Regions from separate parts of the Homo sapiens genome. Here region 1 is linked to region 2. Evidence: read pairs that join two places in POLR2A ChIA-PET (ENCODE). Cell type or tissue: K562. All regions are shown on one strand. Links, peaks and the distances in the headings refer to the core of each region. The heading gives the core; the rest is flanking DNA. Region 1 holds the start of BSPH1 (binder of sperm protein homolog 1). Region 2 overlaps PLA2G4C (phospholipase A2 group IVC).

Evidence for each region. Peaks named below come from ENCODE experiments on the same cell type or tissue, not always from the same donor. Only the 100,000 strongest peaks of a DNase experiment are listed, where the experiment ranks them.
Region 1: POLR2A ChIA-PET joins it to region 2 with 10 read pairs; 2 of 35 experiments call an interaction of 5 or more read pairs at or near these places.

Annotation. Positions count from the first base shown.
Region 1 is chr19:47,983,931-47,999,407 of GRCh38, forward strand. BSPH1 (binder of sperm protein homolog 1) reads right to left here and starts at 8,240. Exons shown (of 6, transcript NM_001128326.2): 1 at 8,079-8,240. The coding sequence starts at 8,151. ELSPBP1 (epididymal sperm binding protein 1) reads left to right here and starts at 10,702. Exons shown (of 7, transcript NM_022142.5): 1 at 10,702-10,881. In K562, for the core only: no CTCF peak of the experiment used is centred there; no DNase peak of the experiment used is centred there; H3K27me3 peaks cover 1,684 bases.
Region 2 is chr19:48,076,595-48,092,071 of GRCh38, forward strand. It overlaps PLA2G4C (phospholipase A2 group IVC), which reads right to left. Exons shown (of 17, transcript NM_003706.3): 8 at 13,770-13,823; 9 at 12,092-12,118; 10 at 8,465-8,518; 11 at 1,177-1,230. Among named protein-coding and RNA genes, the nearest start is that of PLA2G4C-AS1, 23 kb to the left of the region's middle. In K562, for the core only: no CTCF peak of the experiment used is centred there; no DNase peak of the experiment used is centred there; H3K27me3 peaks cover 1,384 bases.

The DNA of each region.
Region 1 (15,477 bases), core at 6,842-11,841, 90 kb before region 2:
GGTTCCAGGGAGTCTTCTGCCTCTGCCTCCCAAGTAGCTGGGACTACAGGTGTGCACCACCACCTGTATTTTTACTTGGCTAATTCTTGTATTTTTAGTAGAGACAGGGTTTTGCCATGTTGGTCAGGCTGGTCCCAAACTCCTGACCTCAGGTGATCCACCCACCTCGGCCTCCCAAAGTGCTGGGATTACAGGTGTAAGCCACCATGCCTGGCTTGAAGAAAAAAAAAAAAATATATATATATATATAATATAAATATATATAATATGTATATTATACATAAAATATAAATATATATATTATATATTTTTAAATTCAAAGGATTAAGAAGGGCCCCTAAAAATTAATATAGTCCTAGAATTAGTCTTAGAATACTTATACAAAACTGGCTTTCTTTATGACCCTTTGAGGAAAGTGTAGAATGGAAGAAGACAAAGCTATGCACTGGAAAATCGTAACAATTTTGTCAGGAAAGTCCTGCATCCCAATTCTTTTCATTCTCAAGAATTCACCTTTGGTCATAATTCAAGCTAAATTCTGTTATAATATATAAGGTTTTAAAAATACCCTTATTTGAAATAAAAATGAGTCTCATTTTTTCAGTTAAACCCAAATCGAAATTGTTTTATGCAGCCATAACAAAGAACAAAATCATGTCCTTTTTAGCAACATGGATGCAGCTGGAGGCCATTAGCCTAAGCAAATTAGTGCAGAAACAGAAAACCAAATACCACATGTTCTCACTTATAAGTGGGAACTAAACATTGGGTGCACAGGGACACAAAGATGGGAACAATAGGCACTGGGGATTACAAAAGTGGGGAGGTAAGGAGGGGACCCAGGCTTGGAAACCAACTATTGATGGCCGGGTGCAGTGGCTCATGCCTGTAATCCCAGCACTTTGGGAAGCTGAGGTGGACTGATCATGAGGTCAGGAGTTCAAGACCAGCCTGGCCAACATGATGAAATCCCGTCTCTACTAAAAATTAGCCGGACATGGTGGTGGGCGCCTGTAATCCCAGCTACTCAGGAGGCTGAGGCAGGAGAATCGCTTGAACCTGGGAGGCAGAGGTTGCAGTGAGCCAAGATCGCACCACTGCACTCCAGTCTGGGCAATACAAGACTCTGTCTGAAAAAAAAAAAAAAAGAAAGAAAAAGAAAAAGAAAACTGCCTACTGGGCACTATGTTCATTATTTGGGTAATGGCTTCAATTGAATCCCAAACCTCACCATTTATGCAACATACTCATGTAACAAATCTGCACATGTACCTCCTGCATCTAAAATAAAATTTTTTAAAAGAAAAATCTTTTGAAAGAAGCCAGAGGGGGAAAAATACCTTACCTACAGAGAAGCAAAGATAAGAATTATGTCCAACTTCTTTCCAGAAACCATGAAGATAAGAATGAAGCATTTACAGTGTTGAGAGAAAAAAAAGTCTTCAATCTAGAATTCTGTACCCTGCAAAATTATTCTTCAGAAGTGAAGGAGAAAGAAAGACAAAGATTCTCAGACAAACAAACATTGAGGGAATTTGCTACCAGAAAACCTGCCTTGAAAGAAATGTTAAAAGTTCTTCAGAGATATAAAGAGAGGAAGCACATTAGAAAAAGAGTAAGTAGGCCCGGCATGGTGGCTCACACCTGTAATCCCAGCACTATGGGAGGCCGAGGCGGGCAGATCACCTGAGGTCAGGAGTTCGAGACCAGCCTGGCCAACATGGTGAAACCCTGTCTCTACTAAAAATACAAAAATTAGCTGGGCATGGTGGTGTGCGCCTATAATCCCAGCTACTGAGGCAGCTGAGGCAGGAGAATCACTTGAACCTGGGACGTGGAGGTTGCAGTGAGCTGAGATCACACCACTACACTCCAGCCTGAGTGACAGGGCAAGACTTTGTCTAGAAAAAAAAAAAAGGAAAAGAATAAGTGAATGTAAATAAAATGAAAGCATGTGAAATGTGTTCAGGAGCTTATGAAGTCCCCTGAACCCGATCACTTTTCCAGAGGATGAGCAGTGAATTTCAGCATCGTCAACAGCATATATTGGCATTCTTGCAGTTGCCCGCAGGAGGATATAGTTTATCAGACTTTATTCTTCCAAGCTACGGAGCCCCAGAGGAGGGAGGAGTCTGGGGAAGCTGGTCGAACAGACTAGGGAAAAAAAGCTGCAGTGGCCTCCCTATCGTGGGGAATTGCTGTAGCCTGCTACATGGTAGTCCTACGATCCTAACTTGGCCAAGATTCTTGTTTGGGTTCAAGAGCTGGGTCAGGAGTCTTCCCAAAGTGCTGCACTTGCTGTTCCATTCTATGTTCAATGGAATACAGCACAAGATAGAAGACAAAACTTACGAATCTAGAGAATGTCAGAAGGCCTGGAAGAGCACTGGTGAAGAGCAATAACAATGAATGGGGAGGAGTTGGGGTCCTTGGGTACCAAACCATGGGAGGCTCATCCCCCAGACAGGAGAGCCGCGTGGCCTCTGTGATTGCTTCTTCCTTGGTTTTGTGCTGTAGAATTTTACTGGTCAGGCATGGTGATTTACGCTTGTAATCCCAGCACTTTTGGAGGCTGAGCCAGGAGGACTGCTTGAACCCAGGAGTTCGAGACCAGCCTGGGCAACATAGCAAGACCCCATCTCTGCAATAAATAAAGACACAAAAATTAGCTGGGCATGGTGGCGTGCACCTGTAGTCCCAGCTACTTGGGAGGCTGAGGCAAGAGGATCACTTGAGCCTGGGAGGTCAAGACTGCAGTGAGCCGTGATTGTGCCACTGCACTCCAGCCTGGGTGACAGAATGAGACCCTATCTAAAAATAAAATAAAATAAAATAAAAATAAAAAAAATCTAGACAAAGTACCATAGACTGTTTGGTCTAGAGCAATAGACATTTATTGTCTCACAGATCTGGAGGCCAGAAGGCCAAAATGCCAGGGTTGGTTCCTTCTTAGGAGCTCAGAGGCAGAAACTATTCCATGCCTCTCTCCTTGCTTTTGGTGGCTGCTGGCAAGCTGTGGCATTCTGTGACTTGTGGCAGCATCACTTTAATCTTTTCTTGTGACTATGCGTGCTTGTCTTCCCTGTGTGTGTCTGTTTCCTCTTCTTATAAAGATACCAGTCATTGGATTAGGGCCAACCCGTATCCATTGTGACTACATCTTAATTACCGACATCTGCAAGGACCTATTTCAAATACAGTCATATTCACAGATCTCTGGTAAACATGAATTCTGGAAGGACACTATGCAATGCAACCCCAGACAGTGAGGATGAAGACGAAGAATTTGAGTGTCACTAGACAATCCAGTTTGTGGAGGCTAAAACACCTCTGTCTTGGGTGCTAATTCGCCGTGTTGGTTTCTGATTAACCCCGTCCTCGGAATGTCCCTACAATTTCTATTTTATCTACTGTTCTTTGTGTAAGAACACGTACTACATGTACTTAGTACTTACTTTTTTTTTTTTTTTTTGGAGACAGAATCTCACTCTGTCACCCAGGTTGGAGTACAGTGGCGCTGTCATAGCTCACTGCAGGCTTGACTTCCCAGGCTCAAGTGATTCTCTTGCCTCAGCCTCCCAAGTAGCTGGAACTACAGGCACACACTACCATAGCTGGCTAATTTTCAAAAGTTGCTGTAGAGACTAGGTCCCACTATGTTTCCCAGGCTGGTCTCGAATTCCTGGGCTCAAGCAATCCTCCCACCTTGAACTATGCATGGCCAGAGCTTGTCTTTACTATTGATCCTGCCCTTAGGTCAAAACAACCTTGATCAAAGAACCTTTAGGCAGGGCTGGGTGTGGTGGCTCACAGCACTTTGGAAGGCGGAGGTGGGCAGATCGCTTGAGCTCAGGAGTTTGAGACCTGCCTGGGCAACTTGGCGAAATCTTATCTCTACCAAAATTACAAAAAAATTAGCTGGGCATGGTGGTGTGCTCCTGTGGTTCCCGTACTGGGAGGCTGAGTTGGAGGATTAATTACTTCAGTCCCGGGAGGCGGAGGTTGCAGTGTGCTGAGATCACACCACTGCACTCCAGCCTGGGTGACAGAGTGAGCCCTTGTCTCAAAAACAAATAAAATAAAATAAAAATAAAAATTACAAAATCAGAAAAATTTTAAAAATTAAAAAAAGAGAAAATCCTGCCGTTTTCAGTAACATGGATGAACCTGGAGGACATTATGCTAAGTGAACCAAACCATTCACAGAAGGACAAATATTGCACGATTCCACTTGTATGAGAAGTTTAAAGTAGTTAAACTCACTCTGTGAGTATCGACTACTAAATCCAAACCCTTATCCTGCCTCTTTAATACTGTAATAGTACTTTTGGTACTATAATAGTAGTAATAATGACTTAATGATAACAGTTCTGTTCTGAGCGTCACGCATGCTAACCCATTTAATCTTCCAGCAACCCTGGGAGTCAGCAAGAATCACGATCCTCCTGTTTCAGATGTGGGAACTCACAGACATCCAGGACTCAAAGTCTTGCTTGAGGCCACAGGCTAAGCTTGGTTGGAACCCGGAGATGCTGGAGGGAAAACTGGTCTCCTGAGCTTGCCAGGAGCAGAGTTGAGTGGGACAGAGGAGGCGAGAGGAGCCTTCAGTTCTTGGTGAGTGGGGGTGCATGAGAGCTCTTAGCCATGGTTCCTCCTCATCCTCTTTAAATAATAATGGCTCTTGCAATGCAAGATTCACATTTTAGCACAAACGTTTGTTGACATCAAACGATCGGTTGGTGGGCAGTCCTACCGCACCAAAGCCTGAACTGGCAAAAGTGAAAACCCCAGAGTTCTGGGTGCACGAAGCATGTCCGGGTCTACACACCTGGACAGTTCTCCCCGCAAGGGACCCCACTCCCATGTAATCCCTTAGGCAACCCATCAAGTTGGAATAGTAATTACATGTTGGACATGGCAAATTCCTAGCCCTGGAACAAGATCACTCAATCAAGTCCTTTGTGAAGTCTTGCCAATTCAATTATTTTTTCTTTTTCAGGCTAGGCGTATAGCTGATTTAGCATGTGCCATACACATGGTCTGTTTCCTCTTCTGTCTTCCCACTAGATCGTGCACTAGTGGGAAGAGGTGGGGGTGCATATCACATGCTCATGAGTGGAGATGCTCATGCTATTTAGTCTCTGCATCTGTGCATCCAGCAAACCTATCAAGTCACCGTTTTATTATTATTATTATTATTATTATTATTATTATTATTATTATTATTATTTTGAGATGGAGTCTTGCTCTTGTTGCCCAGGCTGGAGTGCAATGGCATGATCTCAGGTCACTGCAACCTCCGCCTCTTGGGTTCAAGTGATTCTCCTGCCTCAGCCTCCTGAGTAGCTGGGATTATAGGCACCTGCCACCATGCCCGGCTAATTGTTGTATTTTTAGTAGAGACGGGGTTTCACCATGTTGGCCAGGCTGGTCTTGAACTCCTGACCTTGTGATCCGCCCGCCTCGGCCTCCCAAAGTGCTGGGATTACAGGTGTGAGCCACCGCACCCAGTCTGTCACTGCTTCTAAAACACCAAAATGTAGTGCTCCTCTGATGAGGATGAGGAGGAACCATAGCTGAGAGCTCTCATACATCCCCACTCATCAAGAACTGGGACTCCCTTCACCTCCTCTGTCCCACTTGACTGCTCCTGGCAAGCTCAGGAGTCCAGATTTCCCTCCAGCATCTCTGGGTTCCAACGAAGCTTAGCCTATGGCCTCCAGCAAGACTTTGAGCCCTAGATGTCTATGAGTTCCCACCTTCCGCTTATTTGTGACGACATCTTATTATCTGCAAGCCGGATTGCTGTGGGGACCCAGCTGTTATTGTCTGTATTGAATTCGACCAGCATCAAAAACTTGCAGTTTGCTACTCAGTAGCTCAAAAGAAACTCTTAAGAGACAATAGGCTGTGTGCGGTGGCTCCTGCCTATAATCCCAGCACTTTGGGAGGCTGAGGTGGGTGAATCACCGAAGATCAGGAGTTCGAGACCAGCCTGGCCAACATGGTGGAACCTGGTCTCTACTAAAAATACAAAAATTAGCTGGGCATGGTGGCACGTGCCTTTAGTCCCAGCTACTCGGGAGGCTGAGGCAGGAGAATTGCTCGAATCTGGGAGGCTGAGGTTGCGGTGAGCCGAGATCATGCCACAGCACTCCAGTCTGGGTGACAGAGCAAGACTCCATCTCAAAAAAAAAAAAAAAAAAAAAAAGAGACAATAAGTCCAGGAGGCAGATGCTTGCAAGGGAGAGAGAGGGAGATAGTGAATAGGCAACAGTTCTGCAGATCAAAAGTAGACTAGCACCACATCATTTAAAATACAGGCTAACGAGCCCGGGGCCCATGAGTTTTTATTCTCTGATGCATTATTAAAAGAAATGCTTCATCAGTAAGGCTCTGAATAGCACAAGTATTATGTGGAAAAATATGACATCCATAAATTAGGAGACCAGACATTGACAGCGGAGAAGCTTTAGGATCGTCTTAATTTGCCTTTTTCCACTTATCTATATTCCTTTTTATGTATCTACAAACATGATGTCTGATTTAAAAAAAAAACCTGTGGCCAAGTACAGTGTTATTTTTCAGTAAGTATAAAATAATTCTAGTGGATAAGAAAGCAGTGGTCATAGTTACATTGGGAGTATATTTTCTTTTCTGTTCTTTAAAAAAAAATAGCAAGCAGTGTTATTTTTTTTTAATGCAAAGATGTCCTGAAGAATACTTAAAAGAAATATCTGCAAGATCATTCTTCTTGGTCATTCCATAAAAAATTGTTTTTGAAACTATGCTTAGTCCTCATCAAACGTTGTCAGATGCATCCATAGTGAATTCCCTTCTTATTTTTCTATTTCGCTTCATAATTGTTACAGGCAACACGACTTTGGAAAAGGAATAAAATCGACTTTATGAAAATTAGTCTCATTTTCAAAACCTCTGCAGGAGGCATTTAAAATCTCCTAGCATGAAGGGAGGAGACACATGGTTTTCAAGTAACATGTCACTAGGATTTTCCAATTTACATTCTTAGTCTTTCATTATTTTATTAGCCGAACTTTCTTATTTTTTAAAAAATCTTTACCTATGGATTGTGTTTCTGACATGGAAGGGAGAGTATCTTTTTCTTTCTTAAGGTACCTAAAGCAAGGGAGACTGTTGCCCTCCATGGCGACTGGGATTTGATTACATACAGCAGCCGATGTGCAGGACTCCGTCCCAGCCAGGGTCACCTGTCTCCTCACCTTCTTCCAGAACGTTAAATACAGCGCCGACCACACCACCGACCACACCGCGAATCAGGCAGACCCAAACCAGCAGGAGCCCCATGTGCCGGGCCATGCTCCTGTCAGACACTCGTGGTCGACCAGCTGATGTCCAAGATTTTATAGCCCCTGGAACTAACCACAACCACTTCCCCTCCCTGTCCCTCCTCTCTTTCCCTCCTCCCCACTTCTTCCTTGTCCCTCTCCTTTTTCACCTTCTCCTCCTCCTCATTCTTTTTCTCCCTTCTCCTTCTCCTCTCCTCCTCCTCCTTCCTTTCCTCCTCCTTCTTCTTCTCTTCCTTCTCCTCCTCCTCCCCCTCCTTTTCCTCCCCTCCTCCTTTTCTTCTTTCTTCCCCTCCTCCCGGTCATCCTCCTCCTCCCTCTCTTTCCCCTCTGTCTCCCCCTCCTCCTCCTCCCCCTCTTCCTCCTCTTCCCTCCTCCTCCTCCTTCCCCTCCTCCTCCGTCTGCTCCTCCTCCCCCTCCTCCTCTTCCTTCTCTTTCTCCCCTCCTCCTCTCCTCCTCCTTCTTCCTACTCTCCCTCATTCCCCTCCTTCTCTCCCTCCTCCTCTTCCTTCTTCACCTCCTCCCCCCTTCTCCCCCCTTTCCCTCTTTCTCCCCTCCTCCTCCTTCCTCTCTTCCTCCTCTTCCCTCTTCCACCTCCTTCCCTGCCTCTTCTCCTTCCTCCTCCTTCCCCTCTTCCCCTTCCTCCTCTTCTTTCATCTTTCATCCCCACCTTCTCCCTCCTTCCTTGCTCTCACTCTGCTCCAAAGTTAAGCTATCTACCTTGCATAGGAAGAAATATAGAAAAAGAAATACTTAAAATAACAGGGAAGATGCAAGCTGAGGAATTTCGCGTCGTTTCCACGAAGAGAAGCATCAGGGAGCCCATGGGCAGTCACAGGCTTCCCGGTATCTCAGATCTTCCTGGTCTTTGTCAGCCAGGGCTCAAGAATCCCCTGGAGAGGCCCAGGGAGGCTTCTTGGAAAAGCAGGTTTGCTTCCCTAATATAAGCACCTTTGTTGATGCTCCACAAACCTTCAGTGTGGGCCACTGTTCTCTGGAGGCCCTTGGTGATTAACCTAATGGGCTGCAGATGGCTTTGAAGTTCTGAGGAACAAGTGGTGCAGCCTTATGGACACCTACATTTCCAACTATGAAATAAATAAATAAATAAATAAAAGTATTTAAAAAAGAAAAATCAGATTAATCCTGAATTCTGAAACCCAACGTGTTCTTAGTTACTGTTCCTTTTTTTTTTGAGACAGAATTTTGCTCTTGTTGCCTAGGCTGTAGTGCAATGGTGCAATCTTGGCTCACTGCAACCTCCGACTCATAGGTTCGAGCGATTCTCCTGCCTCACCCTCCCGAGTAAATGGGATTACAGAAGCCTGCCACTACATCTGGCTAATTTTTGTATTTTTAGTAGAGACAGAGTTTCACCATGTTGGTCAGGCTGATCTCAAACAAGGTGATCCACCTGCCTTGGCCTCCCAAAGTGCTGGGATTACAGGCGTGAGCCACCACGCCTGGCCCTTAGTTACTATTCTTAGAAGAGGGGCTGGGCACAGCGGCTCACGTCTGCAATCCCAGTGCTTTGGGAGGTTAAGGTAGGGGGATCGTTTGCAACCAGGAGTTTGAGACCAGCCTGGGAAACATAATGAGACCCCCCATCTCTACAAAAAAAAAATTGACGAATTAGCCGAGCATGGTGGCATGTGCCTGTTGTCCCAGCACTTTGGGAGGTTGAGGTAGGAGGATCGTTTGCAACCAGGAGTTTGAGACCAGCCTGGGAAACATAATGAGACCCCCCATCTCTACAAAAAAAAAATTGACGAATTAGCCGAGCATGGTGGCATGTGCCTGTTGTCCCAGCACTTTGGGAGGTTGAGGTAGGAGGATCGTTTGAGCCCAGGAGTTTGAGGCTGCCAGGAGCTATCATCGCACCACTGCACTCTAGCCTGGGCAACAGAGTGAGACCCTGTCTCAGAAAAAAATTGTGGAAAACGGGCTATCTTTTCATCTCCATTTTTTTTTCTCAGTAAGATGGAATCTCCTTTGGAAAAAAGTGTCAAAAGAAAGCCCTCCCCCCAACTAAACTGTCAAAAATGTCAGCAACTATCAAATTAGAAACTCTTATGAAATAAAAGCCTATCCAAGACTTTAAAAATACCTTTGAGGAATCCTAGTTTTTGGAAATGACTGTTGCCTTCACTTATTTCTAACATTTCTTTTTTCTTTTCTTTTTTTTTCTTTCTTTTCTTTTTTTTTTTTTTTTACATGGAGTCTCACTCTGTTTCCCAGGCTGGAGTGCGGTAGCGTGATCTTGGCTCACTGAAACCTCCACCTCCTGAGTTCAAGCGATTCTCCTGCCTCAGCCTCCCAAGCAGCTGGGACCAGAGGCGTGTGCCAGCAGACCCAGCTAATTTTTGTATTTTTACAAAAATACAAAAATTTTATTTTTGGGGTGTGCTGGGGTGTGCCAGCAGACCCCAGCAGAGATGGGGTTTCACCATGTTGGCCAGGCTGGTCTTGAATTCCTGACCTCAGGTGATCCACCGGCCTCGGCCTCCCAAAGTGCTGGGATTACAGGCATGAGCCACTGTGCCTGGCACCTCTTTCCTTCTTGTTTGAACATCTTTTACAGATCTTGATTATATTCTACAACATAATGGGTGGTCTCTGGCACACTGCCTTTTTGCTATTATTATTGATACTTTATGAAGACCAAGTGTGCTAAGACATTGTACATTTGCGGAGCCACCCATTCTCCCCTTTAACATCTTTGTTTCATGTCACTCTTCACTGCATTGCATGTCATCAGTTTCCCATTCTGCAAGTATTTCTTCAATCAGTTTCCCTTTATTATTAGCCATACGAGATCCAAAAATCCCTTAGCAGGTTAATGTGGACTGGGTGCAGTGGCTCATGCCTGTAATCCCAGCACTTTAGGAGGCCAAGGTGGGTAGATCACCTGAGGCCAGGAATTTGACACTAGCCTGGCCAACCTGGTGAAACCCTGTCTCTCCTAAAAAATACAAAAATTAGCTGGGTGTGGTGGCATGTGTCTGTGGTCCCAGCTACTTGGGAGGCTGAGGCAGGAGAAAGGCTTGAACCCGGGAGGTGGAGGTTGTGGTAAGCCAAGATCATACCATTGCACTCCAGCCTGGGCAACAGAGCAAAATTCTATCTAAAAAAAAAAAGAAAGAAAGAAAAGAAAAGAAAATAGTAGGGCTTTTTCATTGTTCAGCTGAAACCTCTCCAGCTCCTCATAGCTGAATTTCTGGGAACGTTCCCTCCTCTGTTCATTGATATTCTTGTCCCTGACCCCAGCCCCCGCAAGGCCCCTTCTGTGTACACTTGACTGAATTTTATGGGCCTCGTGGATATGCATGGGCTTATCTCCAGACATCATAAATTAACCACAGCTGATCTCATCCAGACTGCCTTCTGACAGTAACCACTGATGAAGAACCCTCCTTTGAGAAGCTGCCTTTGTGTCCTACAGACAGGCTGGGGCCAAAGCCATTCAACCAATCCCCAGATAATCCAGAGCTCTTGGGAGCAGAACCTTAAAGAGAGATCGTGGAGAGAGCCAGGGCCCAGAAGAACTCTCTCAAAGGTACATTTTGACCCGGAAACTTGGGAGGGTGTGACAAGTGGGGTCTTAGGGCCCCCATAGCAAAGAAGGAAGGTCTAGAGCATCATGGTGCACTAGAAATATAATACGAGCCACATAAATCATTGTAAGTTTTATAGCAGAAGCACTTTAAAAAACTAAGAAGAGTGCAATTTATTTTAATAACATGTTCTGTGGAATCCATGTATATCTAAACGATTATCATTTCAACACATAATGAATACAAATAATTATTAATGAGATACTTTACATTTTTTCCCTATACTTTGTCTTCAGAATCAATAGGTATCTTACACTTACAACATAGAACAATTTGAACTTTCCCATTTCAAGTGCTCAAGAACCAGAAGTAGCTGGTGGCTGCCATATTGGTTCTGGAAGGGGACAGCCAGAGAAAGTAGGGAAGGTGGTCTTGTGGGTGAGGTCCTTTCTCTGTTAATAAACTCAAAGAAATGGGTTAAACCAGATTCTATGAATGATGTAATGCTAAGGAAGGTTGCCTGAATCCCAAGCTTAGGGAAGAAACTGAAGAAAAGGGAACAAGTTACCTGTTAAGAGACTGGGTGAATTACTTATTAAATTCTTGGTAGTGGATTAAAATCTTCATGGTTCTGTCAATGTTTGGACCATTTCTCCAAGGTAAGGCTTACTCTCCCTATTTTAGGAAAAAGAAAGTTGAGATTCAAAAAGAGCTTACTGAGATCCTGTTGCTTCTCCCTCCAAAGGCAGCCTAAATATGTAATAGAAGAGGTGTGTGTGTGCGCCTAGAGGTGGAGGGAAGGCTTACACTGAAGTTTTGTTTCAGATCTGGGGTCATTTGCTGCTGAGAAGCAGAAGGACTCATTATTTTGAAGGTACACTATACTTCAGTGACTTTACAGCCCCATGTGTGCCTGTAATTATTCACAATGGCTTCTATAGTTTAGGTTTTATCTCCACTAAACAGATAGGAATACTGACTTGGAGTTCAGAGAGGTGAAATGACCTTCCCAAGGCCACCCAGTTGAAACATGGGAGAGGTAGGATTTGAACCCTGGTTGGTTGGGTGCTATTATCTTCTCACCGCTCCACTGTGAAATTATTTTGGCTTAAGAGAACGAGAGGGCAGAGGCTGTGGGCTAAGCTGCCTCTTGGGCACCCTATCAGGGCCTTAATACTACCAGTTGTATCTGCCATTATTTTCCATGTTGGGTGGTAGATATTGGTGCCAATGTCTTATCTATAGCTGTTTGAAGACAGCTATCATATCTGGTTCCTCTTGGTACCCACCACATTTCCTTATAGATGATAGGGTTCTTGAATACTCATTGGATGGGTGGTGGATTGAAGGAAGATTAAAGAATGAAAGGAAGGATGGGTGGATAGAAGAATGGATGAACAGTGAAAGAATGGATGGATGGAAGGATGGATGAGAAGTGGATGAATAAACTGAAGGATGGATGAAACGATTTATCTCTGATTGTTGAAGGCAGAAATCATGTATGGTTCCTCTTGGTACTTGACACAGTTTCTTATGGATGGTGGGTTTCTTAAATACTTATTTGATGAATGATTGATGGATGGATGATAAGAGGATGGATTCAATGAATAATGGATGAATAGAAGGATAAATGAATGGACAGATGAGTGGATAGATAGATGGCTGGTGAAAGATGGGCAAAAGGATGGGAGAATTGATAGACAGATGGAAGAATGGGTGGAAGGATGAATGGGTGGATGAATTGATGGATGGATGTATGGATGATGGAAGAAGATAGATGAAAAGATGGATAGATGGAGGAATGGATGTAAGAATGGGTGGAAGGATACATGGGTGGATGGGTGGATGGATGGATGATGAAAGAAGAGTTGGTAAAGGGATGGTTGATGGATGGATGGATGAGGGAATATTAACAATGAAGAGTATCATTAAGCAGAGAAAAAATTTCTCAGAAGGTAATATTTTCAGGAAAGTTTGAAAGCCAATAAATAACAAAAGTAAAAGAAGAGAATTAGAACATTCTCAAAATGTTTGCTTAATTAATTAATTACTGCCGGTCTAGCATGGTGAATGAATGTTATCATCATCATCATCGTCATCATTAATGGCCAACATTTATTGTGAGTTATCTCTATAGCACGCATTGTCTTAAGCATTTTGTATCTTTCATCTAATTCAATCCTCCCAACAACTCTATGAAGTAGAACTGTTTATTAGCATCCCCATTTTATAGAGGGGTAAGCTGTGAAGTACCTTATTAAATGTCACTCTGCTAGGCACCACTGAAACATCCACACAGGTTTTTAATTACTGGCATGCCAGTGGAATTGGAATGCCAACACCAAGAGGCCCCGGCACAGCGCTTTGCTCTATAGATGTTCAATAAATTTGGTAAGTCAATAACTACCTCATAAAATTAATCCATTCCTAAGACAGCCATCTCATTGTTGCAGATTTTTCATTTTGTGATTTTAAACTGCCTCCTATTGCTTTACTCAGGGTGTTCTATCTTTTTTAAAAACCATTTTAACTCTGCATGTTTTCATGTGAGCATATGTGCATGCATATACCTGTATATGTGCACATATGATGTGTGTATATTACACATGCCTGTATACATATATACACATCTATAATGTATACAGGCATGTGCACGTATATGTATATACACATTATGTATGTGCATATACATGTATAATTACTGTTTCTAAAATGTTTTATTGATACACAACAATTGTATATATTTATTGAGGTACGCGTGATTTTTTTTCTTTTCCTTATTTATTTATTTAATAGACATGGTGTCCCACTCTGTTGTCCAGGCTGGTCTCAAATTCCTGGTCTCAAGTGATCCTCCCACCTCAGCCTCCCAAAGTGCTGGGATTACAGGTGTGAGCCACTGATGTGATATTTTGATACATGCAGACAGTAATGATCAAATCAGGGTATTTAGGATATCCATTACTTTCAACATTTATCATTTCTTTGTGTTGGGAATATTGCAACTCTTCTCTTCTAGGTATATACATAATTAAATTGTTTTTAAAGACATAAGTCACACATCTGTGATAAAAACTTAATTGGAAAGAAGTCTCCTATTTACCCCTGGTTCCCACTTCCAGAGGTGATTGATATCAGTGGCTTCTCACATGCCCGCTCAGGAAAACACTCTGTACATGTATGTGCATGGGGAACACAGATGCAGTGTCTTGCTGAGAACTACAAGGCTCTGACCTAGGTTTGCTAGTGTCACCATCTTTTCGTTCCTCTGCACTTACTCCAAAATTGGTAGTCAGCAGCTTCCAGTAAAATCTCAAGGATGGCCTGGGCGCGGTAGCTCAATCCTGTAATCCCAGCACTTAGGGGGGCTGAGGTGTGTGGATCATGAGGTCTGGAGTTCAAGATCAGCCTGGCCAAGATGGTGAAACCCCGTCTCTACTAAAAATACAAAAATTAGCCGGGTGCAGTGGCAGGCGCCTGTAATACCAGCTACTCGGGAGGCTGAGGCAGGAGAATCGCTTGAACCGGGGGACAGAGGTTGCAGTGAGCTTAGATCGTGCCACTACACTCTAGCCTGAGTGACAGAGTGAGACTCCATCTCAAAAAAAAGAAAAAAAATCAATCAATCAATCAATCAATCTCAGGGATTGGGCTAATGAGCCCGGGCATGCGCATTAAGAGACAAAATGGCAGAGTCCGGGGCGCGGTGGCTCACGCCTGTAATCCCAGCACTTTGGGAGGCCGAGGCGGGCGGATCACGAGGTCAGGAGATCGAGACCATCCTGGCTAACACAGTGAAACCCCGTCTTTACTAAAAATACAAAAAAATCAGCCGAGCGTGGTGGTGGGCGCCTGTAGTCCCAGCTACGCGGGAGGCTGAGGCAGGAGAATGGCGTGGACCCGGGAGGCGGAGCTTGCAGTGAGCCGAGATCGCGCCACTGCATTCCAGCCTGGGTGACAGAGCCAGACTCCGTCTCAAAAAAAAAAAAAAAAAAAATGCAGAGTCCAACCTTTTGGGGGACATTTCACTGGAAAGGGAAGAAAGTCTCAGACGAGCTTGTGTACAAGTCCAGTAAACACACCGCGCATGCTCACTTCCCAAGCCTAAAGGAGGCACTGCGCATGCGGGAGGCCCACCCTAAGGGGAAAAATGAAGGGTCCAGCCATGTGGCCCTCCCTTCTGTGCGTCAGAACATGTCACATTGTTTCCCACATCAGCAGCTTTGCCCTCACTGATCCCTGTGCCTGGAATGCTTGTTCCTCACACTGTGTGTGGCTGACTCTAGGTTTTGGTTCAAACATCACCTGCTCAGAGAGGCCTTCCCTGACCACCAAAGGAGACATCTGTCAGGCATGATTGTTTACATTCCCCTGTTTATTATTTTTTTTCATTGCACTTTTCATATTCTGAAATGATTTTGGTTTTGGTTACTGTGGTAGAATACACATAAGATTATGATTTTAACTATTTTAAAGTGCACAATTTAGTGGCGACAAGCACATTCACAATGTTGCACCATCATCACCATTATCTATTTCCAGGAACTTGTCACCACCCCATACTGAAAGCCTCATTTCTTTTTTTTTTTTTTTTTTTG
Region 2 (15,477 bases), core at 3,801-8,800:
TAGCCAGGTGTGGTGGCAGTTGCCTGTAATCCCAGCTATTCAGGAGTCTGGGGCAGGAGAATAGCTTGAACCTGGAAGGCAGAGGTTGCAGTGAGCTGAGATTATGCCACTGCACTCTAGCCTGGGTGACACGGCTAGACTCTGTCTCCAAAAAAAAAAAAGAAAAAAGAAAAGGAAAGGAAAAAAAAGACGCAAACAGCTTGGATGCCTAAGTCCCCACATGGAGCCAAGTTGCCCTGGAGGAACACTCAACCCATATCGCTTTTTGGGTAAGCAAAATATAAACCCTTTGTGTCTTAAGCTATAGCAATTTGTGGTTTCTTTGCGCAGCATAGCCTCTCCTGAACAAATATAGTCTCCTCCATAATATAATCTAACTTCTCCATACAGAATTCATCTGATACTTTGTTCTTGTTCTCCGTACTCCCACCATGGGTCAAGTCTGATTCCTTCATGACTCCCAACCTATGTAGTTTTGGGAAGTATTTTTCCTCTCAATTTGCTAATTGCCTCAGGCTGTTCCCATTTTCTGCCTCTGACACTTGGATCCTAGGCATACCTAGGGTATATCTGACGACTATGTACATGGATCCTATGGTTAGACTCATCCAAAAAGCTCCTAGGTCTAATGAATGAATTCAGTAGAGTTTCAGGATACAAAATCAATGTACACAAATCAGTAGCACTGCTATACACCAACAATGACCAAGCTGAGATTCAAATCAAGAACTCAACCCCTTTTACAACAGCTGCAAAAAAATAAAATAAAGTACTCAGGAATATACCTAACCAAGGAGGTGAAAGACTGCTACAAGGAAAACTACAAAACACTGCTGAAAGAAATCATAGATGACACAAACAAATGGAAACACATCCCATGCTCATGGATGGGTAGAATCAATATTGTGAAAATGACCATACTGCCAAAAGCAATCTACAAGTCCAGTGTAATTCCTATCAAAATACTATCATTTTTCACAGAGTGTCAGTTTGAACTCCGATCCTGCCCCTCCTGGCTGCGTGGCCTCAGGCACCTGGGAGAGTCCATGCTCCTCTCCATTCCCAAAGGAGCACCACATGAATCAGACACGTAAAGTTTTTAGGACAATGGCTGGCTTCAAGCCAGTGTGCAGTCCACACTATCATTAGGGATTCATGGCAAAGTAGGATGCTTACCTTCTGGGGGAGGATGTTCCCCTTGTGAACTTTCTTGCAGCCTCAGTAATCGGGCTGCAAAAGAGCAGAGGCAGGGGGAATGTTTAACTGTAAAGTCACTAGTTATAGAAAATACAGATTACCTGCAGCGACGTCTCTTTAATAGAAATGGCAGCCATGGGTTGGAGTCTGTTGATACGGGTTCTGGAGAGCTAATTTTGTACCCGTCTTCCAACTCTGTGCTCGCTGACCTCATGTTGGTAGCTTGAAATTTGCCATGATGTGATCAAGTGGGTTTCATACTAGGAATGCAGGGATGGCTTAACATATGCAAGTCAACAAATGTGATATATCACAGAAACAGAATTAAAAACAAAAATCATAGGAGATGCAGAAGCATTTCACAAAATCCCACATCCCTTTATGATTAAAGCCCTCAACAAAATCGGTATACAAGAGACATACTTCAATGTAATAAAAGCCATCTATGACAAACCCACAGCCAACATTACACTGAACAGGGAAAAGTTTAAAGCATTCCCCCTGAGAACTGCAATAAGACAAGAATGCCCACTCTTATCACTTGTATTCAACATAGTACTGGAAGTCCTAGCCACAGCCATCAGACAAGAGAAAGAAATGAAGGGTATCCAAACCAGTAAAGAGGAAGTCAAACTGTTAGTGTTCACTGATGATATGATTGTACACCTAGAAAACCCTAAAGACTCATCCAAAAAGCTCCTAGGTCTGATGAATGAATTCAGTAGAGTTTCAGGATACAAAATCAATGTACACAAACAGTAGCACTGCTATACACCAACAATGACCAAGCTGAGATTCAAATCAAGAACTCAACCCCTTTTACAACAGCTGCAAAAAAATAAAATAAAATACTCAGGAATATACCTAACCAAGGAGGTGAAAGACTGCTACAAGGAAAACTACAAAACACTGCTGAAAGAAATCATAGATGACACAAACAAATGGAAACACATCCCATGCTCATGGATGGGTAGAATCAATATTGTGAAAATGACCATACTGCCAAAAGCAATCTACAAGTCCAGTGTAATTCCCATCAAAATACTATCATTTTTCACAGAACAAAAAATCCTAAAATCCTTTTTTTTTTTTTTTTGAGACTTAGTCTCGCTCTGTTGCCCAGGCTGGAGTGCAATGGCCAATTTTGGCTCACTGCAACCTCTGCTTCCCAAGTTCAAGCGATTCTCCTGTCTCAGCCTCCCAAGTAGCTGGGATTACAGGCGCATGCACCATGCCTGGCTAATTTTTGTATTTGTAGTAGAGATGGGGTTTCGCCATGTTGGCCAGGCTGGTCTCAAACTCCTGACCTCAGGTGATCCACCCGCCTTGGCCTCCCAAAGTGCTGGGATTACAGACGTGAGCTACCATGCCCAGCCACAATCCCAAAATCCATATGAACCAAAAAAGAGCCCTCATAGCCAAAGCAAAGACTAAGCAAAAAGAACAAATCTGGAGGCATCACATTACCCAATCAAATTATACTACAAGCCTATAGTTACCAAAACAGCACGGTACTGGTATAAAATTAGGCATGTAGAACAATGGAACAGAATAGAGAGCCCAGAAATAAAGCCAAATACTTATAGCCAAGTGATCTTCGACAAAGCAAACAAAAACATAAAGTGGGGGAAAGGACACCTTATTCAACAAATGGTGCTGGGATAACTGGCAAGCCACATGTAGGAGAATGAAACTCGATCCTTATTTCTCACCTTATACAAAAATCAACTCACAAATTCAATGTGAATTTGCATCAAAGACTTAAATATAAGACCAGAAACCATAAAAATTCTAGAAGATAACATCAAAAAAACTCTTCTAGATGTTGGCTTAGGCAACGAGTTCATGACCAAGAGCCCAAAAGCAAATGCAACAAAAACAAAAATAAACATATGGATATATGGGAACGATGGCTCACGCCTGTAATCCTGGCACTCTGGGAGGCCCAGCTGGGCGGATCTTCAGGTCAGGAGTTCCAGACCAACATGACGAAACCCCATCTCTATTAAAAATACAAAAATTGGCCAGGTATGGTGTTGGATGCCTGTAATCCCAGCTACTCAGGAGGCTGAGGCAGGAGAATTGCTTGAGTCTGGGAGGCGGAGATTGCAGTGAGCCGAGATCGTGCTGCTGCACTGAAGCCTGGGTGATGGAGTGAGACTCCGTCTCAAAAATAAACAAATATATGGGACCTGAGTAAATTAAAAAGCTTCTGTACAGCAAAGGAAGTAATTATCAGAGTAAACACACAACCCACTGAATGCGAGCAAATATTTGCAAACTAGGCATCCACAAAAGACGATTATACAGAACCTATAAGGAACTCAAAGAAATCAGCAAGAAAACGAATAATCCCACCGAAAAGCATCCCAATGATATGAATAGACATTTCTCAAAAGAAGATATTCCAGTGGCCAAGAAACATATGAAAAAAATGGTCAGCATCACTAATCATTAAAGAAACGCAAATGAAAGCCACAATGAGATACCATCTTACTCCCACAAGAATGGCCATTGATAAAAATTCAAAAAAAACCATAGACGTTGGTGTGGATGCGGTGCAAATGGAACACTCACACACTGCTGGTGGGAATGTAAATTAGTACAACCTCTATGGAAAACAGTATGGAGAGTCCTCAGAGAACTAAAAGTAGATCTACCGTTCGATCCAGCAATCCCACTACTGGGTATCTACCCAAAGGAAAGGCAGCCATTATATGAAAAAGACACTTGTGGGCTGGGTGCAGTGGCTCACGCCTGTAATCCCAACACTTTGGGAGGCTGAGGAGGGGAGATCACTCGAGGTCAGGCGTTCAAGACCAGCCTGGCCAACATGGTGAAACCCCATCTCTACTAAAAATACAAAAATTAGCTGGATGCGGTGGTGCACATCTGTAGTCCCAGCTACTTGGGAGGCTGAGGCAGGAGAATCACTTGAACCCACGAGTTGGAGGTTGCAGTGAGATTGCACCACTGCATTCCAGCCTGGGCAACAGAGCGAGACTCTGCCTCAAAAAAAAAAAAAAAAGACACATGCACATGTATGTTTATAGCAGCACAATTCACAATTGAAAGATATGGAACCAGCCGAGCATGGTGGCTCATGCCTGTAATCCCAGCACTTTGGGAGGCTGAGGCGGGTGGATCATGAGGTCAGGAGATCGAGACTATCCTGGCTAACACCGGTCTCTACTAAAAATACAAAAAAAAAAAAAAAAAAAAAATTAGCTGGGCGCAGTGGTGGGTGCCTGTAGTCCCAGCTACTCAGGAGGCTGGGCCAGGAGAATGGCGTGAACCTGGGAGGCGGAGCTTGCGGTGAGCCGAGATCGCGCCACTGCACTCCAGCTTGGGTGACAGAGTGAGACTGTCTCAAAAAAAAAAAAAGATATGAACCCACCTAAGTGCCCATTGACAAATGAGTGGATACAGAATATGTGGTATATAAACACCATGGAATATGACTCAGCCATAAAAAAGAATAAAATAATGTCTTTTGCAGAAACTTGGATGGAGGCCATCATTCTAAGTAAAGTAACTCAGGAATGTAAAACCAAAAACCATATGTTCTCACTTATAAGTGGGAGCTAAGCTATGGGTACGCAAAGGCATACAGAGTGGCATAACGGACTTCAGAGATTCAGAAAGAGGAGGGTAGGGAGGTGGGGATAAAAAACTACACATTGGGGCCAGGAGTGGTGGGTCATGCCTGTAATCCCGGCACTTTGGGAGGCCGAGGCAGGTGGATCACCTGAGGTCAGGAGTTCGAGACCAGTCTGAGCAACATGGAGAAACCCTGTCTGTACTAAAAAAATACAAAATTAGCCAGGCATGGTGGTGCATGCCTGTAATCCCAGCTACTCGGGAGGTTGAGGCAGGAGAATGGCTTGAACCCAGGAGGTGGAGGTTGCGGTGAGCAGAGATCGCTCCATTGCACTCCAGCCTGGGCAACAAGAGTGAAATTCCGTCTCAAAAAACAAGAACAAAAACAAAAAAACACTACACATTGGGGCCAGGTGTGGTGGCTCATGCCTGTAATCCCAGCACTTTGGGAGGCTGAGGCGGGCAGATTGCTTGAGCTCAGAAGTTCGAGACCAGCCTGACCAACATGGCAAAACCTCATCTCTACTAAAAATATAAAAATTAGCCGGGCATGGTGGTACGTGCCTGTAATTCCACCTACTAGGGAGGCTGAGGCAGGAGAAGCACTTGAACCCAGGATACAGAGGTTGCAGTGAGACGAGATCTTGCTACTGCACTCCAGCCTGGGCAACAGAGTGAGACTGTCACAAAAAACAAAACCAAAAAACTACATATTGAATGCAACATACTCTAAAACATACACTGATGGGTGGACTACAGTCTCAGAATTTACTACTACATAATTCATCGTGTAACAGAAACCACTTGTACCCCAAAAGCTATTGAAGTAAAAATTCAAAAAAAAACAAAAAAATCTTAATATTTAAAAATATTATTACCTAATAGTAGCAGTGTTGATCCTTATAATTAAAATATTGTACATGTTATAACTTTTTACTTGAGACCAAATCAAAATTCAATTTTTCCACATGTGCTGAAAATGCGATAGAAAGCTAAGTCCTGATACACGTCGGTTAGGTCAAGCTTCTGCTTCATCTTTTTCAAATTTTTGAATTGTCAATAAATAAATTTTGTCTGCTTTTTTTTCTTTTTCTTTCTTTCTTTCTTTTTTTTTTTTTTTTTTTTGAGACACAGTCTCGATCTGTTGCCCAGCCTGGAGTATAGTGGTGCGATCTCGGCTCACTGCAACCCCTGCCTCCCGGGTTCGAGCAATTCCCCTGCTTCAGCCTCCCGAGTAGCTGGGGTTACAGGCGCCCGCCACCATGCCCAGTTAATTTTTATATTTTTAGTAGAAACGAGGTTTCACCATGTTGGCTGGGCTGGTCTCGGACTCCTGACCTCAAGTGATCCACCCACCTCAACCTCCCAAAGTGCTGGGATTACAGGCGTGAGCCACTGTGCCCGGCTTGCTTTTTCTTTCTTTCTTTTTTTTTTTTTTTTGAGACGGAGTCTCGCTCTGTCGCCCAGGCTGGAGTGCAGTGGCTCGATCTTGGCTCACCGCAAACTCTGCCTCCCAGGTTCACGCCATTCTCCTGCCTCAGCCTCCCGAGTAGCTGGGACTACAGGCGCCCGCCACTACGCCCGGCTAATTTTTTGTATTTTTTAGTAGAGACGGAGTTTCACCATGTTAGCCAGGATGGTCTCGATCTCCTGACCTGGTGATCCACCCGCCTCGGCCCCCACAAAGTGCTGGGATTACAGGCGTGAGCCACCGCGCCTGGCCCTGGCTTGCTTTTTCTAACAATACAAGACATAATAAAAATAATATTGACATTTAAGAGGACACTCCCATGTGTCAAGCTTTGCTCTAAGTACTTTACATACATGAGGTCATTTAAACCCCACATCAAATAGTACATAGTCCCAATCTTGTATATTTGATGTATATTTACATTTATTTGATATAAATATACAAGATTGGGGCTATGCACTATTGTATCCATTTTACAAAGGAGAAATTGGGTCACAGAGAATTTTGTTGTTGTTGTTGATTTTCTTTTCTTTTTTTTTTTTTTTTTGTTTGTTTCATTTCTTTTTTTTCTTTTTCTTTTTCTTTTTTCTTTTTTTTTTTTTGAGACTGTGTTTCACTCTTGTTGCCCAGGCTGGAGTGCAATGGTGTGATCTCAGCTCACTGCAACCTCCACCTCCTGGGTTCAAGCGATTCTCCTGCCTCAGCTTCCCGTGTAGCTGGGATTACAGGCATGTACCACCACGCCCGGCTAATTTTGTATTTTTAGTAGAGATGGGGTTTCTCCACGTTGGTCAGGCTGGTCTCAAACTCCTGACCTCAGGTGATCTGCCCACCTCAGCCTCCCAAAGTGCTGAGATTACAGGTGTGAGCCACTGCGCCCGGCCCCTCATTTCTTTATTTTTTAATTTTTTTCACAGAGAATTTAAGCAGCTTTCTAGGGTCACTAACGCATGAGAGGTGGAGCTGGGATGTGGATTCAGGCAGACAGGCTTTGGATCAGAACCACCATACGATTCCCCTATAGATCCCTGTGTCTGCACTCACCAACCAGTTACATAGGTGAGTCACGCATCCTTTCCATGACCCGGTGGCTCTCAGCAAAATGGAGGGGACAACAGCATCCACTTCTTCAGGTCATTCAAAGGGTTAAATGATGAACAGGTAACGAATGCCAATTTTGTGTGTGTGTGTGTGTGTGTGTGTGTGTGTGTGTGTGTGATGGAGTCTTGCTCTGTTGCCCAGACTGGACTGTAGTGGTGTGATCTTAGCTCACTGCAGCCTTTGCCTCCTGGTTTCAAGCGATTCTTGTGCCTCAACCTCCTGAGTAGCTGGGATCACAGGCGTGCACCACCATACTTGGCTAATTTTTGTATTTTTAGTAGAGACGCATTTTCACCATGTTACCCAGCTTGCACTCGAACCCCTGACCTCAAGTGATCTGTCCGCCTGGGCCTCCCAAAGTGCTGGGATTACAGGCATGAGCCACTGCGCCGGGCCAGGCTGCTTGCATCTTGTTGCCCAGGCTGGAGTGCAATGGTGTGATCTCAGCTCACTGCAACCTCCGCCTCCTGGGTTTAAGAGCTTCTCCTCTTGGCACAAGGTCTCCTTGTCTGTTCCATGAGAGGAGAGAGCTGGAGAGCCACAGAAGGCCTTTTGTAGCCAGGCCTGGAAGTAGCAGGCACCAGCTCCACACACCTGTTGGCCAGGATCAGAAACCTGAACTCCTGGCCTCAAATGATCCGCCCGCCTTAGCCTCCCAAGTGTTGCGATTACGGGTGTCAGCCACTGCATCCAGCCAGATTGCTAATGTTTACTGAGTGCCTTTATCTACCAGACACTGTCCTATGTGCTTTTGATGAATTAACTCATTTAATCCTCATAACTACTATTATTATCACCCACATGGCACAGAGGCAGAAACTGAGGCACAGAGAGGTTAGGTAACTTTTCAGAGGTCACAAAGCTCACATGTACCACAGCAACATTCCTTCCAAGGGTGTCTGTACTCTCATCCACTCTGTGGTCTTCCTGGCTGCCCATAATCAATGTTCAGTGTATGAGAATAAATGTCAGGAAATGTGGTTGTTAGAACCATTATACACAGGCCTCTTTTCTGCCACATGCAGGAAAAGTACTGTGAATCTCCTTGCATAAAATATCTCTAGGCTTTGACCTTTCTGTTCCCCAAATACTCACCAAAAATAAGGTGTCCAATGCTTTTAGCATTAGCAACAGCCCTTCTCCATAAACCTGCCAAGAAAATAGCAATAAAATTCAAACATTCTCCATCACATGACTGTCATGTTTGATATTCAAAGCACCAGCAGACTGGCATAAAGCACTGCAGGGATCTGCAGCAGGAAGAAAGATCATTCTTCCATTCCATAAATATTTATGAAGCAATCAGTGGGCACCCGGCACTCTTCTGACTGTTGGAATAGAGCAGTAAACAAGACAGATTTGTCCTCAGGAACCTTCTATGGGTGGAGCCAGCCGGGCACTGTAGACTGGCTACCCCAAGGCCATTTCAAGCTCCCTTCCATGCCAACGTTTCTCAGCCCACAGGCAGGAAGGGCAAATATTTCCCAGCCTCCCTTGCAGCTAGAGGGAGGTCAAGCTCTGGCCCATGCAGATTTATGGGGGCACTTCTGGAAAGTCCTAGCTGTCCTACTATGAAAGAGCAGGACAGCAAACATGTTGGATTAGAGGCATTGCTGGCATACCCCTCCCACTTGGAAGGACAAAACACTGTGTAGAGATTCACACTGTGAACTTTTTTTTCAAGAAGTGATTCAGGAATTAGACAGGAAATCTGAAGGAATCCACAGTCCCTTTGAAGGAAGTGACGGGCTGCAGCCTATACTGTGACTCAAGTGAAGGGCTGCGAGTCCCCAGGGTGTGAGATGGGGAAAGACTGTTTGCAGGACACACGCCCCCACCACACCAGGGAGCCTGAAAGTCCAGTCTCTGGGGTAAGGCCTTAACCCTATTCAGTGCAGGATATGACTTGGGGAGGTTCGTGGAATATAAGTAGGAGCTGTGGGAAGAACCCTGCATGCACTCCCAGATCCCAGTATGGACCCAGGGAAGCCATTCCTTATTGTTCCTCACAGGGCACCCTGCAGTGGTCAGCCAAAAAGTTCAGGTGGGTGGTCGCAGGTTGAAAGAAGCCCCCAGCTGGGTTTCATGAGATAACTGTGGGTGGAGGTGAACTTCTCCACCCACATGGGGTGAATGAAAAGCAAGCTGCAGACACGTGTGCAGGACCCTGGCACATGGCTAGGTGGGATAGATGGGGAGGGGCATGGCCTGAGAGCAGTGGTTGCTATCTCTGCAGGGAAAGCTTATGACTTGGGGGCATTTGCAAGTTCTGAGCACAGGCTGCCTGGAACTTAGCTCACCACTGCCAGTGGAACAGGGTGGGAGGGGATCTGCCTCGCCAAGTGTGTGGGATCCGCGTGGGGCTTACTGCCACCTGCCACTCCCCACTCCCTACACAAACTCTTCTGTGCAGCAGAGGCAGAAACATTCCTCTCTGGATTATCAGCACATGGGTCTGAAAACCACCCCCACCCCCTGATACCCACAGGAGCTGCTGCTTGCCCTGCACAGGGAGAGTTAGAGCACAAAACTGCCTGACCCAGCCCACACCTGGCTTTGCCCTGCCACCCGCCCTGGTGGCTTTAATACAAAGGACGGAAACTTTTGGGAACTCTGTGGCTCTGCCCATTGCCTGAGAAACAAGAGTAGCCACCCTGGGCAACATAGGGCAAGTGAATATCCCACTGCTACTACTGCAGCTGGTGCTCCACCTGCTGGGTGGAGGCCAACCAACACAGTCCATGACAGCATCTCCTGGTAGGATAACACTGGGCCCAGGAAGGAGAAAATGGCTCTATGTCCTCAGCTATCACCACTGCATGCACCACTCTGGCTAACCAGGAGGTCCTGAGTCTGTCCACATGATCAGTTCATTACTACTATAACTAGCATTCAAGGAAGCCAACCTACTAAGGCTGTCCATCAGCAAGGAATCTCACAGAGCCTGTGTCTCTCTCCTGCCACCCCCATTAGAGCTGGTGCTGCTTCCCATTGCTGGGAGTCTCGAGGACAGGGGACATTACCGGATTCCTTGGAGACATTCCCAAGAACCAGCCTGAAGTGTGGCAGCTTCACTGGGTGGCTAGACCCAGAGGAACAATAACACTCACTGTAGTCTGGTGCTCAGTGACTCCTATCCTAGGGGAATGGGGAGTGCACCACATCAAGGGAACACCCCATGGGACAAAAGAATCTGGACAGCAGGACTTGAAAATCAGATCTTTCTGCTGGTGGGAAGTTTCTTTCAGCAGGGACACAGTTTCAGTGCTGGGCTCAGCACGGAAAGCCCACAGCTCTAACCCAACCATCAGACAGCCCTGGTGTGCATGAAGGGTCTTGGATAAGGGGATGTCTTTCCCCTCTCTTCCACTGCCACAGGCACAGTTGGGGTTTCTCCCATGGGAGCTCAGCATGGGTACAACTATAGACAGCCTTTCTGGAACATATCAGGGCGACTGCATCCCCACAGGAGGAGCCCCTCTAGGTTTAGGCTTGCATAAGAGACAGATTCACAGTTCCTCTCTACTCAGAACACCAACATTCCTACAGATGAAAAGAGGTGCCCGTCTGATCTGAATAGCTGGAGCACTGGATCACGAGTGTGTCTGAGAGATGGATGGCTTTCTGGCTGACCTGGCAGGGGAGCTGAGGTGGCTCCAACCCTTCTGCCTGATAAGACCACGGTGCACAGCCAGGCATGGTGGCTCACGGCTGTAATCCCAGCACTTTGGGAGGCCGAGGTGGGCGGATCACCTGAGGTTGGGAGATCGAGACCAGCCTGACCAACACGGAGAAACCCCATCTCTACTAAAAATACAAAATTAGCTGGGCATGGTGGCAAGTGCCTGCAATCCCAGCTACTCAGGAGGCTGCGGCAGGAGAATTCCTTGAACCTGGGAGGCGGAGGTTGTGGGGTGAGCTGAGATCATGCCATTGTATTCCAGCCTGGGCAACAAGAGCCAAACTCTGTCTCAAAAAAAAAAAAAAAAAATCTCGATGCAACTCACTGAGAGCTCCTCCAGCCACCTCTGTCAAGGCTGGGACCTTTGCTCACCATTGGGTGTTGCATTTACTCACATGTTTTGGCCACAATCACTTCCTATGCACTCCCCTACAGACCTGAAGCCTGAACCATCAAACCAGTCAATAAAATACTGGGGAAAAAATTGCATGCCTTGTGGGGAATGAGTTAAGCTTCAAGAGTCTTCTACCATTCCAGCCCTGTAGGCAACAGTGAACTTGCTCACACAGTGAGCACATCGCTTCTACAACCAGCATATGAGAAAGCCATCACACGAAGACTCCCTATATCCAAGGAACTCTTACAATCTTCACCCCTGAAAGCACCAAGGACCAAATTAGGCTATAATTAGCTAGGGACATTAAAGTCACATCCTTAAGCGGAAAAAAGAAAAAAAAAACACAGTCAAATCCAACATAAATTCAAGAATAATTAAAAGAAATAGTCTACTCAAATGAGAAGGAATCAGAAAAGTAACTTTGGTAATATGACAAAACATGGTTCTACAGCACCCCCAAAAGATCACACTACCTCTCCAGCAACAGATCCAAATCAAGATGAAATCTTTGAAATACCAGATAAAGAATTCAAATGGGCACCAAATGAATCATACATGTAATGTTCCTAGGACAATGGCTGGCCTCAAGCAAGTGTGCGGTCCCCATTATCATCAGGGATTCATGATGAAGTAGGATGCTTACCTTTCAGGGTCAGATTCCTTAACTGGTCTGCAAAAGAGTAGAAGCAGGAGGAATGTTTATCTGTACAACAAAGTCCCTAGTTATAATATAAAAAATACAGATGACCTGCAGGGATATTTCATTAATAGAAATGGCAGCCATGGGCTCCAATGGCAGCCAATGGCTCTCGAGAGCCAATTTTGCACCTCTCTTCCAACTCTGTGCTCAGTGACCTCATGTTGGTAGCCTGAAGTTGGCCACGGTGGGAACATTTACACCACAGGAATTGGCAAACACTACATATCAGGAATTTTGTTTTTGTTTTTTAGAGAGAAAGCTTAGCAGACCCACTGGAGAAGTAACACTCAGACCCATCTCACACCTTTAGTTAGCCATTTGGAGGTTGGATATAGATAGATTCCCTTTTTAGTTTTGTTTTTAACCAAGCTATGGTGAACACCAATGTCAAAGAACAACATCAGCCCGGGCGTGGTGGTTTATGCCTGTAATCCTAGCACACTGGGAGGCTGAGGCAGTGAATCACTTGAGGTCAGGAGTTCAAGACCAGCCTGGCCAACATGGTGAAATCCTGTCTCTACCAAAAATACAAAAATTAGCCAGGCACGGTGGTGCGCGCCTGTAGTCCCAGTTACTCGGGAGGAGAGTTGCTTAAGCCTGGGAGGTGGAGGTTGCAGTGAACTGAGATCATACCACTGCACTCCAGCCTGGGCAACAGAGCAAAACTCTGTCTCAAAAAAACAAACAACAAAAAAAGTCAAAGTGTAAGAACTAGGACAGTGCCTGGCACACAGGAGGTCCCATGAATATACATTAAATGAATGACGAGTGGTTTAGGGTGTGAACTCAGTAATGATCCTAAAAATAAGATTAACATGTAATGAAACACTCCCATGTGTCAGGCTTGGCTCTAAGCATTTTACATACATGAGGTCATTTAAACCCCACATCAAATATACGAGACTGCGACTACGTACTATTGTCTCCATTTTAGGAAGGGGAAATTGGGTCACAGAGAATTTAAGCAGCTTTCCAGAGTGAGCAGTGCAGGAGAAGCAGAGCCGGGATGTGGATCCAGGCAGACAGGCTTTGGATCAGAACCACCACACTATTCCCCTAGAGATCCACCACCCAGTTCTCCTATAGATCCCCGCGTCTGCACTCACTGACCAGCAGTGTGGGTGAGTCACGCATCCTTCCCACGACTTGGTGGATCTCAGCAAAATGGAAGGGACAAAAGCGTCTGCCTCTTAGGGTATTAAAGGGGTTAAATGTTAAATGAGGGACCAGGTAATGATTGCTAATGTTTACTGAGTGCCGTTATCTACCAGGCACTGTCCTACAAGCTTTCAATGAATTAACTCATCAAATATTCATAACTACTGTTATTATCACCCGCATGGCACAGAGGCAGAAACCGAGGCACAGAGAGGTTAAGTAACTTTTCGGAGGTCACAAAGCTTACATGTACCAGAGCAACATTCCTTCCAAGGGAGTCTGTACTCTCATCCACTCTGTGGTCATCCTGGCTGCCCAATTATATGAGAATAAATGTCAGGAAAAGCAGTTGCTAGAACAATTACACACAGGTCTCTCTTCTGCCATGAGTAGGAAAAGTACTGTGAATCTCCTTGCATAAAATATCTCTAGGGTTTGACCTTTCTGTTCCCCAAATACTCACCAAAAATGTATTCCCTAATGACTTCAGTGTTACCAAGAGCACTTCCCCATAAACCTGCCAAGAAAAGAGCAATAAAATTCAAACATTCTCCATCACGTGACTGTCATGTTTGATATTCAAAGCACCAGCAGACTGGCATAAAGCACTGCAGGGATCTGCAGCAGGAAGAAAGATCTTTCTTCCATTCCATAAATATTTATGAAGCAATTAGTGGGCACCCGGCACTCTTCTGGCTGTTGGAATAGAGCAGTAAACAAGACAGATAAAGTCCTTGTCCTCACGAACCTTCTATGGGTGGAGCCAGCCGGGCACTGTAGACTGGCTACCCCAAGGCCATTTCAAGCTCCTGTCCATGCCAACCCTTCTCAGCACACAGGCAGGAAGGGCAAATATTTCCCAGCCTCCCTTGCAGCTAGGGGACGGTCAAGCTCTGGTCCATGCACACTGCTGGGGGGACTTCTGCAAAGTGCTTGTTCTCCTTCTCAGAAGGAGCAGGCCAGGTATGGTGGCATGCAACTCTAGTCTCAGCTACTTGGGAGGCTGAGGCAGGAAGATCACTTGAGGCCAGGAGTTCAAGACCTGTATTGGGCTATGACTGTGCTTTTGCACGGCAGCTTGAGTGACAGAGAGAGACCCTGACTTCAAAAAAAAAAAAAAAAGTTGCAGCTTCATTGGATGCAGCCGCCATCCCGTGGTGTGGAGGAGTTCAGCATGAGGGTGACTTAATATGCTAAGGATGGAGGAGCAGAAAATCTAGAATAAACCTGGGTCCTTCTGCTTAATGTTGCACAGCTAAACCAATGTCACCAGCCACCTAACTTTGTATTATTTATTTATTTTGAGATGGGATCTCGCTCTGTTGCCCAGGCTGGAGTGCAGTGGTGTGATCTCGGCTCACTGCAACCTCTGCCTCCCAGATTCAAGTGATTCTCCTGCTTCAGCCTCCCGACTAGCTGGGATTACAGGCATGCACCACCACGCCCTGCTAATTTTTGTATTTTTTAAGTAGAGACGGGGTTTCACCATGTTGGCCCGTCTGGTCTTGAACTCTTGACCTCAAGTGATCTGCCCGCCTCGGCCTCCCACAGTGCTGGGATTTCAGCTGTGAGTCACGGTGCTCAGTCTGTCTTTTTCTTTTGTAAGAAAATTAATCCCACATGTCCTCGGGGCACTGTGGTTGGTTAGTGACTTTTAGCCAAACACATTTGTATATGATACAGGGAGACATAAAAAATGAATAATCAGCCAGGCACGGTGGCTCACGCCTGTAATGCTAACACTTTGGGAGACTGAGGTGGGCGGATCAATTGAAGTCAGGAGTTTAAAGTCAGCCTGGCTAACATGGTGAAACCCTATCTCTACTAAAAAATACAAAAATTAGCCAGGCCTGGTGGTATGCACCTATAGTCCCAGCTACTTGGGAGGCTGAGGCAGGGGAATAACTTGAACCTGGGAGGTTGCAGTGAGCAGAGATCACACAACTGCACTCCAGCCTGGGAGACAGAGTGAGACTCCATCTCAAAAAAAAAAAAAAAAAAAAAAAAAATAGACACACCCATTAGGATGGCTGGTATCCAAAAAACCCCAGAAAACAATAAGTGTTGATGAGGACGTGGAGAAATTGGAAACCTGGGACACCATTGGGCAGAATATAAAATGGTACAGCCACTGTGGAAAATGGTATGGTCGTTCCTCAAAAAAAAAATTT